Linked DNA regions of Homo sapiens: region 1 is linked to region 2. The links are chromatin contacts, found by Hi-C or POLR2A ChIA-PET in ENCODE. All regions are on one chromosome and are shown on one strand. Each heading gives the region's core, a stretch centred on a gene start or an enhancer-like site at or near the end of the contact. The rest is flanking DNA. Distances are from core to core; before and after follow the strand shown.

Region 1 (7,140 bases), core at 266-2,765, 130 kb before region 2:
AAAAAAAAAAAAAAAAAAAATCCTTGTCTCAAGCTCTGTTTCTGAGGTAACCCAACCTCAGTTTCTATATGTAAAATATTTCAATTTAACCTGAACAAATACGTTAAACATGAAGAAATGTACAAATACAACTTCTAAATCAGGTTACAAGGGAAAAAAACCCATAAAATGGAAATAAAAATGATGAGCACACATTGTGCTTGCTATATGCCAAGTATTATTCCAAGAGCTGCACATATAACTCATTTGAATCCCACAAAAAACCTGTGAAGTAGAGTCCAGAGACTTTAAGGAGCTTGCCTAGATTCACACAGTTTACACAGCTGGTAAAAGATGGAGCCTGGACTCAAACTCAGTCTTGCTCCTTTGTCTGTGCTGTTTGTTAACCATGATACTATCATAGAGATGTTTTAAAAAGGTGATTTATTAGTAATGACATGATATCATGAAAGTATTATGCCCAGTTATGTTGTTTATATGAATAGTGCAGAAAACGAATAACATTTGTTGTCATTATAATCTCAAAGAAGACAGGATCCTCATATAAACAGGAGCAGTTATGAGATAAACACATTTTTAAAAAATCCCTTTAAATGGATGTCAGTTCATGAAAGTGATTTGTCATTAATGTCCAACAGTGAATGACTATGAACAGCAGCTTTTGAGATTGGCAGTAACACAGCTTTTAGGAAAACAGAGGGCAGGCATAGTTTAAAGCTAACATCAGCATGTGTAATGAGGTATCATCCTATTCCCTATGTGGCTTGGGCACTAACTTGCAGCTGAAGAATAGAGATCTGTTTGGGCTTGCAGCCCTGGCTAAATGGCCCTGCTGGTTCCACCCCCCAGGTCTGATGGTCAAGAATTATTGGATACTTCATGTAAAGCACTCAGCCAGGCACTTTGAGATAGATGAAGAAGACTAAGAGGCAGTGTATACTCTCTAGGACCTTAAAACCTAGTGAGGAAGAAAAGCACATGAGGATAACTTGGACTTTTTTTCTTCTATGAGAAAAACATCTGGTAAGGTTATTCAGACCACTCAGCTTCATATGGATTTATAGATGTTGGTGCAATTTTTACTCCTTGGCTTCAGCTATTGAAGCTGTGGCAGCAGGTGTGATTACCTCAGAAGAGCGAAGGTGCAAAACAAACTCTTGAGGTCTTGGGAGCTCTGCAGGTGGTTTCCTTGCAGTTCTTCAAATAAAAGGAAGTCTAAGAGCTTCCTGACTCTGTGATAGAGAATGCTACCATGCAAGGCCATCACTTGAAGCCTTTGCTCTTTGCAGAGGCAGAAGCGTCCCTGAGTGCATTGAGACGCTGGGCTGAAGAGAGGAATGACATCAGCACCAGGTGGGGGAGAAGAGCGATTTCCTTTTTTCTCAGGGTGACCCACAGGAAGGACATGGGAAGTTAGGTCAGAATTGGCTTGACACCTCTGTCCTGGGAAATCCTATCAGGTGACTAAGAAGAAAACAACCCACCAAGTTACTGCTCTTTGCCGAGAGATGGAAGGCACCTTGGGGGAAACCCCTGACCACAGGCCAATAGAACAGAATGTTGTTAGTCTTGCTGAAAAAGCCAACCAGAAAAATACTTCTTCAAATTCACCTGGGGTGACAAGAAATATTTCCCATTCTTGGGTTCTTTCACTTTCCTAATGGAAGCATAGATTGAACACTTTGTGAAATGTCATTTAGATTTTCCCTCTTGTGATTGGCTTTATTTTTCTTTTTAGGAAAAAAAAGACAGAGTGCAGGGCATACTTTTTTTGTGGTTGATAGGATTCCTAATGCAACCATAAATATGACCAGCATATAAGTCATGATCTATGATTCTAATTAGCAAATGATGTTTCTAATTTTCAAATAGGACAAGTTATATATCATTAAGTTTTGGGATGCCTAATCTTTTTTATTCCATCAATTTTTATTTTAAGTTCTGGGGTACACGCACAGGATGTACAGGTTTGTTACATAGGTAAATGTGTGCTATGCTGATTTGCTGCACAGATCAACCCATCACCTAGATATTAAGCCCAGCATCCATTTGCTATTCTTCCTGATGCTCTTCCTCACCCCACTTCCCCAACAGGCCTCAGTGCGTATTGTTCCCCCCATGTGTCCATGTGATCTCATCGTTCAGCTTCCACTTGTGAGTGAGAACATGTGGTGTTTGGTTTTCTGCTCCTGTGTTAGTTTGCTGAGGATAACAGCTTACAGTTCCATCCATGTTCTTGCAAAGGACATGATCTCATTCCTTTTTATGGCTGCATAGTATTCCATGGTGTATATTTATACCACATTTTCTTTATCCAGTCTATCATTGATGGGCATGTGGGTTGATTCCATGTCTTTGTTATTTTGAATAGTGCTACAATGAACATATGTGTGCATGTGTTTTTATAATAGAACGATTTATATTCCTTTGGGTATACACCCAATAATGGGATTGCTGGTTCAAATGGTATTTCTGTTTCTAAATCTTTGAGGAATTGCTACACTGTCTTCCACAATGGTTGAACTAATTTACATTCCCACTAACCATCTAAAAGCATTCCTTTTTCTCTGCAACCTCACCAGCATCATTTTTTCTTGACTTTTTAATAATCACCATTCTGACCGGTATGAGATGGTATCTGATTATTATTTTGATTTACGTTTCTCTAATGACCAGTAATGTTGAGCTTTTTTCATGTTTGTTGGCTGCATGCATGTCTTCTTTTGAGAAGTGTCTGTTCATATCCTTTGCCTACTTTTTAATGGGGTTGAGTTTTTTTTTAATGTAAATTTGTTTAACTTCTTTGTAGACTCTGGATATCAGACCTTTATCAGATGGCTAGATTGCAAAAATTTTCTCTCATTCTATAGGATGTCTGTTCACTCTGATGATAGTTTCTTTTGCTGTGCAGAAGCTCTTTATTTTAATTAGATCCCATTTGTCAATTTTTGCTTATGTTGCAATTGCTTTTGGTGTTTTTGTCATAAAATCTTTGTCCATGCCTATCTTCTGAATGGCATTGCCTGGATTTTCTTCTAGGGTTTTTATAGTTTTGGGTTTCACATTTAAGTCTTTTATCCATCTTGAGTTAATTTTTGTATAAGGTTTAAGGAAGGGTCCAGTTTCAATTTTCTGCATATGGCTAGCCTATTCTCCCAGCACCATTTGTTAAATAGGGAATATGTTCCCCCTTGCTTGTTCTTGTCAGATGAGATGGTTGGGGATGCCAAATCTTAATTAAAGAAACTGACACATGTTTAGAGTTGCCTGAAGTTAAAAAAAAAAAAATTCTGTGCTGCAATCTAAAAGAAGCTACCCTCTTTGAAGAAGAAAAGAGATAAGAACTTTAGCTTTCTTACTTAGCTTTATGATACCCATTGCCTTTCTAAGTTAAAAGATTAGGAAAAAACCTTTAAATGCCAGTTACCACAAATTCTTTTGGAATTAGGGAAATGATAGCTAAAATTATAGCTAAAATAATCATGCAAGCAAATAAATTAAAACAAAAAAGAAAAAAAAAACATCAGAATGCAAAAAACAAAACAAAACAAAACAAAAAACCCAAATTAAAGTTTGATAAATAGCAAATAAACAGTGGCTTTATAGGTTTTTCAAATTTAAAAAGTCTTAAGAAGGCAATCCCAACAAGGAAGTATTATAAACATGAAAGGAATAGGTTTTTGGGCAATGTAAGTCTGAGTAGGCAGTGACGGTGTTTGCTCTAAAGCCATTAAAGTAAATTTAAGAATTTACTTTTTTTTTTTTTTTTGAGACAGAGTCTCACATTATTGCCTGGGCTGGAGTGCAGTGCCGTGATCTCGGCTCACTGCAACCTCTGCCTCCTGGGTTCAAGTGAATCTCTTGCCTCATTCTCCTGAGTAGTTGGGATTACGGGTGCCTGCCACCATGTCCAGCTAATTTTTTGTACTTTTAGTAGAGACGGGGTTTCACTATGTTGGCCAGGCTGGTCTCGGACTCCTGACCTCGTGATTCGCCTGCCTTGGCCTCCCAAAGTGCTGGGATTACAGGCGTGAGCCACTGCGCCCAGCCAAGAATTTACTTTATATGTAATACATGTATATATTTTAGAGACAGAGTTGCTTAGGCTGTTGCCCAGGCTGGAGCACAATGACGTGATCACAGCTCAGTGCAGCCTTGAATTTTTGGGCTCAAGCGATCCTCCCACCTTGGTCTCTTGAGTAGTTGGGACTACAGGCACAACACACCATGACCAGCTAATTAAAAAAAATATTTTTTTGATACAAGGTCTCAATATGTTGCCTAGGTTGGTTTTGAATTCCAGGCTTCAAAAGATCTTCCTGCCTCGGCCTTCTGAGGCACTGGGATTACAGGCATGAGCCACTGTGCCCAGCCAAAAATTTATTTTAAAATATGAAATATACATTTTTCTTTTTCTTTTAAAGACAAGGTCTCTGTCATCCAAGCTGGAGTGCAGTGGTCTGACCATAGTACACTGCAGCCTTTAACTCCTGGCCTCAAGTGATCCTCCTGCCTCAGCCTCCCAAACAGCTGGGATTACAGGCCATATTTCTTATTTACATAAAAGCTGTAGTCAAGATGCGAGGTTTCAGTAGCTATATTAAAATGTAAAATGGCTTAAACCTAATAGAAGTTTACTTTTTGCTCATGTAAAGTCAAAAATAGATGTAACAGAACAGGAGCTATCTCTTCTCTAAGCAGGACCAGGATCCTTTCATCCTGTGGCTCCACCATCTTCACCATCTTCAATACTTGGACTGTGAGGTCACTGTGCATGTTCGTATCAAGTTGGTCAACAGAGAAGAAACATGGAAGATGGCCCATGGAGGATGGCACACATCACTTCCACTCACATTCCATGGGCTAGAACTCACAAATAAATTTGATGAACAGCAAGCCAGCCTCTGTTCCAAAAGTCTTCCTAGACAGAATGTACATAAGCTGATTTAGTATCTGCACAGTCTCTGCAGTGATGCCTCTCTTTGTTGCTGCTTATTAAAGTGTTAACAGGATCAAGGATTGACCCAGAAATGGAATATTAAAAAGAAAGTTATGCTATAAATTCCACTGAGGGTTTTGTCATTTCAAGAGTGCTTCTGAATGTCCCTGTTGAGGTCATTTTTTTCTCTGTTTTGCCAAAAAAAATCTGCCCTCATTTTAATGACAATCTAGTTTTTTTGTTTTGTTTTGTTCTTTTTTTTTTCTTTTTTGAATCTCATTACCTTCAATATGTTTGGTCAGGTTGGATTGGTAAATCTGGCACATGGGGTTGCCTGTACCTCATCATGAAATCCAAAGGATACCTAGAGGGTCCTTCTACCAGTTTTTTTTTACTCAGCACTGTAGGATTAATGCCAGCAGGCAGTCAACTCATCCGTGTTCATTAGACTCACTTTCTAGGGTTTGATTCTGGAGCAGAGTGGTACAAAGATAAGAACAAAAGCATTGGAATTTACCAATTTGTTCCTGCATGGTGCTCTGCAGAAGGGCTGAGTAGTTTCTGCGGCAGAGACCTTCTGGGATTGCCTGGTAGATTGTCTGTATTGAACATGGTTCCTCAGCTATGTCTTCCATCCATGAGCTCCTCCATATGCCTTCATTAAATGTTACCTTTCAGCTAAAATTAGTCAGATTTGTTTTTTCATATATGTGCACAAATAATTTTAATGATATAATATTAGGCACGTTAAGCTTTCAGGAGCAAATTAGAGAGCAGTAGCTAGGCTGGTTGCAGCTGAGTGGTTAAGAGCATCAACAGTGAACTTAGCCACACCCAGCTTTATCACTTACTAGGCCAGTGACTTTGGATAAGTTGCTTATTTTCTGAGACTCATTTTTCTCCTCTATAAAACAAAAATAAATTTGTCTTCTTTGGATGGTTGTCATAATTAAATGAGATGGTGCATATAAAGCACTGTGGCAGCTGTTAATTACTATGAGGCACCATTATTTTTGCTGATAGAAATCTTTAGCTGCACACACACTTATTCCTAAGCTCCGTTTTACTGGAGCCAAATCCAGATTTATTAAAATTTTTTTTGACTTTTGCAGTCTTTACACTAAGGTTAGGGTCTTCAGTTTAGATATTGCTTGACTAATAATGGCCTTTCCTAATTTGGGAAATTATAACATATAGGTTCTGCAAAACCTAAGACTAAAAATAACAAGGCCTATGGAGACAACTATAGTTGGGACATTCCATTCAATACTTCTCAAACTTTATACTCAGAGCATTAACAAAAGCAACAAAAGTCCTAACCAAAACCAGGCATTTAAAAATCTCTTGGGAATTTCCGCCAGTCATCATAGTGAATCCATTCTTTGCAGCCTGGTAATTTGGACTGCTGCTTCCTCTTTTGAGATGTAGGGCCTGAGGACATGTGTTTCTGGTAGAGAACATTTTGATTCCGATTAAAAATTCCACCTGAGGTACAGCCATTTTCATTAATCCATTGATTTTATACAGGAGGAAAAGTTCCTTCATCTGCACTTGCTGCTTCCCAGATAGTGGAAATTTAGCAATTCTTGAATCCACTAAACCAATTACTACTGGTATTAAAGTAAAACACTTCTATAACTTTTGACTTTTTAAAAAGGTCTTCAAATATTGCTAAGGCTTTTTCCTAAATGTGAGAAGACATATGTTTGGTTGTCCTTTTTTTTTTTTTTTTTTTTTTTTTTTTTTGAGATGGAGTTTTGCTCTTGTTGCCCAGGCTGGAGTACAATGATGCGACCTTGGCTCACTGCAACCTCCGCCTCCTGGGTTCAAGTGATTCTCCTGCCTCAGCCTCCCAAGTGGCTGGGATTACAGGCATGCACCACCAGGCCTGGCTAATTTTGTATTTTTTGTGGAGATGGGGTTTCATCATGTTGGTCAGGCTGGTCTCAAACTCCTGACCTCAGGTGATCCACCCGCTTCGGCCTCCCAAATTGCTGGGATTACAGGCGTGAGCCACCATTTAAGCCTTGGTTGTCTTAAAACATTAACATGCTGGGAAAAATCTAGTATAAACCAAAAATAATTCCACATTTTATCAACATCATTTTCTTATTTGCCAATTGAGCATGAGGTAATCATAAAAAAGTTATAGCAGAACAAACAGTTTAAAAGGGAAAAAATAAAGGAATATTATGCAGTAC
Region 2 (7,101 bases), core at 766-3,265:
AATTTTTCCATGGACTGTGCAGTAGGGATGGTTTTAGGATGATTCAAGTGCATTACATTAATTGTGTACTTTATTCTAGTACTACATTGTAATATATAATGAAATAATTATGCAACTTATAATGTAGAATCAGTGGCAGCCCTGAGCTTGGTTTTTTTTTTGTTTGTTTTCTGTTTTTGATGGAGTCTCGCTCCGTCACTCAGGCCAGAGTGCAGCGGCACGATCTCGGCTCACTGCAACCCCTGCCTCCCAGATTCAAGCAATTCTCCTGCCTCAGCCTCCCAAGTAGCTGGGATTACAGATGCCTGCCACCACACTTGGCTAATTTTTGTATTTTTGGTAGAGACGGGGTTTCACCATGTTGGCCAGGCTGGTCTCGAGCTCCTGACCTCAAGTGATCCGCCAGCCTCGGCCTCCCAAAGTGCTGGGATTACAGGCGTGAGCCACTTCGCCCAGCCTCCTGAGCTTGTTTTCCTGCAACTAGATGGTCCCATCTGGGGGTGATGGGAGACAATGACAGATCATCAAGCATTAGATTCTCACTCATCTCCTGAAGCTCATGCCTTTTATATATAAAATACCTACGGGAATTTGGTTAACAAAGGCAGCTAAAATGATGTGAGGACATGAAGTCCAATAGGCAAATATTGGATCAGAACATTATGCCAGAGATGTCCGGAGCTCTCTGGGAGGTGTTGAGAGATGAATGAAGGGTGGGGGATAGGCACTGACAACCCTTGGAGAGCCAGGTGGAGAGGTAGTGATGATTAACTTTAGTTGCTCTCCCACAAGGCTGGGAGAAATTAATGAGCAACAGAATGAATAAGCAAGTTTACTAAAGTTTAGGCAACTTCAATGACTTGAATATGCATAATGTACCACTGCTAAGACATAGTTGAGTAAAGAGGTATGCAACTAAAAATTCCCCAGGCTTCACTAGATTATGTTAGAAAATACATTAATTACAGAATATTCAAATCCTGTGGTTAATTGTCTTCATTCCTGAAACAAAGCCCAAAGTCCTTGCAAAGTTGCCTCCCCACCAGCCTTTTTGGAGCCATCAGGGCATATGCTCAGAGATAAATCTGCTCATATGGCACCTGCTACCTTCCTGGCATGCATCTCTCAGGTGTCGTCTCAGGAGATTGTCCCTCTCCTGCTGGGTGTCACAGACTTGGGGAGCCTGCAGCCAGGCACTGCCACTGAGCCTCACCACTGAGGGGTTTATGAGGCCATCCTGGCTTTAGGGGCTCCAAGTGTCACGTTGACCAAAGCAGTCCATTTTCATCTGTTTTATAAAGGGTCCTGTGTATCTCAATGGAAAAGTATTCAGCCTTCTAAAAGATGTTTGAAGACGATTTCACCAGAGCTTCCATGGAGCCAGGACCCTGCTGTATTTCAGGGAAAAGTGGGCAAGTGTTCATTTTCCAGCTTGATGCAGAACTTTGTTGCCTGGGGAGCAAAGTACCGCTGTTCAAACTCCAAGTCTTACAAAATTGCTTATTAAAATAATTCCTGACATTTTGGCTTCTACATCTTTTCTCCCTAGGTGTCAGGCCTAATCAGTGAAGTAGACTGGAATTAAACACCCCATCTTTTTCTGTCAGAGTTCTCAGTTGTCACCAATTAAAATCTAGTAGTAGCAGAAAAGGAATTTATTAAAGAATATAAGATTTCCCAGGAGGCCGGAAAGCAGGCTGGGAGGCTTCCCAGCCAGCACCAATTCTCAGAGTCACAGTAAAGAACAGACCAGGTGGGAATAACTGCTGACTCCACCAGGCACAGACTCCTGCTGGTACTAGCTCGTGGTGTGACCTTAGCCATCCCTCCCTCTAGTAACTGAATTCACCAGCTGCCATTCTCACCAGAGTGGGCTCTAGGTGGCACTTGTTTCTTTGCAATACATGCTTGTGATTAGAAAACTTGCTGAGGTGCACGTGATTGTCTGGGTCTGTGTCACAGACCAGTGTACTGGCTGCAGAGGAGGTGGGGAATTCTCCAAATATAGGAAGTGTGTTCAATTGTGTTGAGAAGCCCAGACGAGTGATAACATGTTCACTTGAACATCGCTGTCCTCGGGTTCTCTTCCTCTCCTCTATACCTACCCCCAACTACACCCACGCCAAAGCCACAGTACCTTTCCTCCTCATCCACTTAAAGCCAAATATTTCATTAGAATTGAATTATTTGAGGCCTGTCACCACCACCTCACCAAACATGCCCAGACATGACTGAACCTCAGCACTGGAAACACTTAGGCTCAAGCTGAAAGTTTCTTAAGTGCTACACATTAGAAACAACCAACCATTCCTAAACTAGTCCATGAAACCACAGGACACTAAGAAAGGATAGCCCAGATCTAGTAAAGAACACAAACATGTTTTCATGACAGTGATAATAGATCTTCGTTTACACCACCACTGATTTGAAAGGCTATACTGTTTGTTTTGTTTCTTCTTTTATTCTTTATTCAATATTCAACTTAACTATTGAGTGGACCTAAGCACTGTTAATAAAGCAGTAAACAAAGCCCTGCCCATAAAGTGTTAATATTCTAGAGGGAGACGCAGACTATGAACAAGGACTCAAATGCATACACAGTGTAAGTTCAGACAGTGATAAGTACATTAAGGAAAATAAAGGAGGGTTAAGGAATAGACGGTGATGGGACTGATGCTCATTTATATTGAGTGGTCTGGGAAGGTTCAAGCAGATTTGAATCATGGAACAGTGTAATATGAAGAGATTTGGGATCAGAGGTGCCTGAGTTGAAAACATACCCAGGAGCTAAAGTGAGAGGAAGAAGGTCAGAGTGTGGTGGAAAGAAGCCTGAAGATGAAATGAGACAGATAAATAGGGCCAAAATATGGAGGTTCTTGTGGGCCACCATTAGGAGTTTAGCTTTTATTCTAAGCATAATTGAAAGCCATTGGATAGTTCTAAGATGAGCAGTGATGATAGGCTTAGACTTACATTTTTTCAAAGTTCTCACTGGCTGCCCTATAAATAGTAGATTATGGGGTTTTAAATTGGAGATGAGGAACCTCTCAGTAGACTTTGCTGTGATCCAGGTAGAGAAACATGTTGGGTTGGACGAGGGTGGGAGCAGTGGAGATGGTGAGATCAGATCAGGTTTGGGATGTATTTTGCAGCCCAGTCTGTCAGGATTTGCTGATGCTTTGTATGTGAAAATGAGGCAGAAAGAATCCAGTATGAACTTCTAGGAAAGCACTTTGTGACCGATTGTATTTTATGGAAATGACTACAGTATTTCCTGTTAATATAGTTTTCCAGAAACTTGCTACTCCCTCATCAAGAGTTGGAGTCTGTGTCCTATCCCCTTGGAACTAAGAGGGCTTTTGTTAGACTTTTAACTATTAAAATATGGCAGAAGTGATACATGTCTTTTCTGAGTCATTAAAACGTGATCCCACTGCTGCCTGATTTCACTGGGACACTCATGCTGTAACCCAGCTACCATGCTGTGAGGAAGCCCAGGTCGCATGGAAAGGGCCAAGTGGAAAGGCACCCAGGCCCCAGCCCTCAGTATCAGCTATGCTTCCTGCCAACAGTCAAGATTTTCTTGCTAGCTTTTGAGTGAGGTTTATTGGACGTATGCTCTCAGATGCATGACTGGATCCTTCTCATTACTACACTTATTCCAGTCCTTGATTTTTGTCTACAAAGTGATTTGAACTATTAGAAAACGTCCCCAAAGCAGGCTATAAATGGCCCTGAGCTCAGTCTCCATTTTGTATGATTCACAGTGCCCTTCTCCCCGTTTTTCCATCAGACAGGACATCTTTCTCTGAACCTGTCGTCCACTCTGTTCTTATTCCTCTGCTGCCCTCTAGGGGCCATTAGCCACATTGCCCCATTTAGATCCTTTATGCTTGGGGGAAAAAAAAAAAGTTACCATTGATTGACTGGAAGGAACTATTCTAAACACTTCATATATACTTACTCCTTTATTCTTGACAATCCTATAAGGCAGATACTACTATTAGCCTCCTTTTAAAGATGAGACAACAGAGATTAAAAAATTAAGTAATTTGTCTAGGCAAGGTCCTACAATGACAAAGCTGGAATTTGAACCAAGGCAGTCTTGTTCTAGAGTTTATATCTGCATTATCCTCCTTCTCCTTTGGTAGGACAAAGTAGATCTATTGGGCATGCATATGAGACTTGTTTACATCTATACCTTGTAAAAATAAATTTGCTTTTAAACTTAGGTATTTATCTTTTGCCTTGATGACGGCAGCAGGTGCCTAAATGGCCTCCCCAGGCATGAACAGATTCCCCACCAGTTCTGCTCTCCATGCGGTAACCAGAGTGACCTTTTTAAAAAATTGTGAATGAATAAACTAAAGAATACTTTCTCTCATCACCTCTTCTCTATACAGAAAAAAATATAACCAGTCTTACCAAAAAGTTAGATTAGTCAGCTAAGCAAACAGGGTTCGAATATTCTAGCACCCTGAAACCACAGTCTAAAATGGTCTTCTGATGTGTGGTTATAACACTTAATATACAGTGTTTGTCTCTTAGTAACTTTAGGTTTATCTTATTCAGCATCACATTATTTATCCTGTAAGGAAGTAAGCATATCTTCTCTGTTTCATAAGAAGATACCTTACTGTACAAAATGGTACTGTGGCCTAAAGTCACCCAATAAATATGGTGCAGGTTTGGAGTTGTTACTTAGAGTAGAATGCAACTCCTAAAATCTAAATATTTTTCAAAACCTGGATGAGATGTGCAGTGGAACCCTGTAAACACAATCTTTTTTTTGAGACGGAGTCTCGCTCTTTCGCCCAGGCCGGAGTGCAGTGGCGCTATCTCGGCTCACTGCAAGCTCCGCCTCCCGGGTTCACGCCATTCTCCTGCCTTAGCCTCCGGAGTAGCTGGGACTACAGGCGCCCGCCACCGCGCCCGGCTAATTTTTTATGTTTTTAGTTGATACGGGGTTTCACTGTGTTAGCCAGGATGGTCTCGATCTCCTGACCTCGTGATCTGCCCGCCTCGGCCTTCCAAAGTGCTGGGATTACAGGCAGGAGCCACCGCGCCCAGACAACACAATCTTAAACAGAAGCTTTATATGTAAACCACATAAAAGCTGCGCAAGTTGAATAGGAGGCAATAAATGAGGGAGGTGTGTGCTTGGGCCTCTAGAAAGACATAGGAAGCATATTTGAGAAATCTCTAGGGCTTGGCTTCAAAAACATTATTGTAAAGCATGTGTGCATCTAAGGTAACGGCGCTATAACTTGTAATAAAGATGGGAAGGAGAGAAGCTGCCAATCCCAAACTGATGGTCAATATTTGTGGATTCCAACATTCCCAGTTCCTTTATTTATTTCTGGACTATCTAGTTTTCTATGGCTCATCAAATAAAAATCAATATGCCCATATTTACACAAAGCCACCTTCATGCCCTCTTCCAGGAGGAACCAGAGAACTTGAGACTTCCCAGCTACAATTTCCAACCTTGCTCTTCTGGGTTTTCCATTCCATGTTGAGCACTCAGAGATTTTACTAGGTTTAAGCTTTCTTGCCTGGTGGGTGGGAGTAGGGAGGGGGGTGGAAATGAGGTGACCATTTATTGAGTATTTGCTCTGAGGCAGTGGTGGTGGGGTCGGGGGTTCCTTCCTGCTTATCAGAGCTGTGCACCTGCTCACTTGCCAGATGATATGCAAAAAAGAATCCAAAGAAGCAGCAAGAAAGCCAATACGTTTTCTTAGATCAAAATGACATATCCCAAAGCTCCTCTCTTTCCGATTATTTTTGATGAGAGCAAAATTATTATACTCAACTCCAGTGTGAATCTACATCACAGGGGGAGATTATTTTAGGTGAAAATTCCCTTATGATTAAATAGATGTTTGTGTGCTTATTTTTGTTGTTTTAAGAATCCTCCAGGATAATTCTGATGCAAACAGGCCTAAAGCCAGAAAGACTGACATACAGGTTTATTTGATAAATTGAAGTTTATTAAATACTATGACCATTATTTTCTGCATTAACCTTATAATATTGGTCACTTGTCTTCCTTTCAAGTTTAAAAACATTTTTTTAAACAGGCTTGAAACCTGCGGGGAAAACATATTATTGTGACATATCACATATCACAACATATCACATTGGCCCTGAGGATTAAACTGTTTCCAGATCCATCTGGTCTGACAGACATAAGTGATTGATTCTTGCTTGGTCTGTAACACACCCCAAATGCATTCACCTGCTATGCCATTGCCCCCTCTTCATTTTCTACTATGAGCTTTAAAAAACTGGAGTTATACATCTCATGGCTCTTAAACTAATGCATGGCTTGTTCCTGACTGCCTTCCAGCACTGGAAGAAAAAAGTAATATCTTTGTGACAGCATGATTACTTCCACCTGTGACAGCTCTTCTCCATTGTGAAATCTGCAAAGAAATCATCTGGAAGGGGAAAATACATGTGTTCTGGGATTAAAGACATAACAGGCATGTACTGAATGTGTCAAAAAATTTGAGATGTTGAGGGAGCTGAAGACAAGCCCTCTACATTGTAGATGTAGTACCATAAGGAATTTTCTAAAGAAGTCTTATGAAGCAATTGTTTTCAGTGGTTTACTACATTTATGAATCTTCAGCCCATCAGTGGAAAATATGATGCTCTGAGAGTCAGCCATGAAGCTGGGCTAGAGTGGGGTGCTAGTTTATCTTGAAAGATAGTTCTTTCAAGATGTATAATGCCCTGTTTCTCCCAGCTATTACATTTCACTTCATTTCTCTAGACCACAGGGTTCTAAGACACTTAGTCTAATTTAGAGGCAGTCTTTTGTTAAGACACCACTGAAGCATATAAAGTTCAGCCAGTGGGACCCAATTGGGTAGCTTTATAGAGAGAAGTCCAGATTTAGTTATCAATGTTAATAGGTAGGTCTTTTCATTAATGTCAGCCAACCAATGTACTACAACACATCATATTGTTTTTTAAAGGACACATCTAATTAGCATCATGATCAGACTATTACATTGAGCAGTCAACAGCATGGGTGCAAAGAAAAATTGACATTAAAACCCTTTATAGGCATGGTTTACACTTTCTACAGAACAG

The links. Hi-C counts contacts between places; a loop is a spot of excess contacts on that map. ChIA-PET counts read pairs that join two places held with the same protein, here RNA polymerase II (POLR2A). Pooled maps may share reads with other maps.
Region 1: a map of naive thymus-derived CD4-positive, alpha-beta T cell shows a loop between it and region 2 (2.1-fold over the local background). The contact joins two enhancer-like sites. A Hi-C loop is called at or near these places in 4 of 168 maps with a recorded cell type or tissue (Caco-2, mammary epithelial cell and naive thymus-derived CD4-positive, alpha-beta T cell), 10 of 37 single-sample maps with no recorded cell type and 12 of 50 pooled maps. POLR2A ChIA-PET finds 5 or more read pairs at or near these places in 2 of 52 experiments (T-cell and activated naive CD4-positive, alpha-beta T cell).

Annotation. Positions count from the first base shown.
Region 1 is chr12:68,170,071-68,177,210 of GRCh38, reverse strand. No RefSeq gene overlaps it. Among named protein-coding and RNA genes, the nearest start is that of IFNG, 14 kb to the right of the region's middle. RefSeq lists an enhancer at 1,244-1,303. Within about 2 kb of position 1,515, at least 6 of the 41 ENCODE cell types and tissues checked have a DNase peak (open chromatin) inside an H3K27ac peak, as active enhancers do.
Region 2 is chr12:68,037,390-68,044,490 of GRCh38, reverse strand. No RefSeq gene overlaps it. Among named protein-coding and RNA genes, the nearest start is that of IFNG-AS1, 51 kb to the right of the region's middle. RefSeq lists an enhancer at 2,035-2,284. Within about 2 kb of position 2,015, at least 4 of the 41 ENCODE cell types and tissues checked have a DNase peak (open chromatin) inside an H3K27ac peak, as active enhancers do.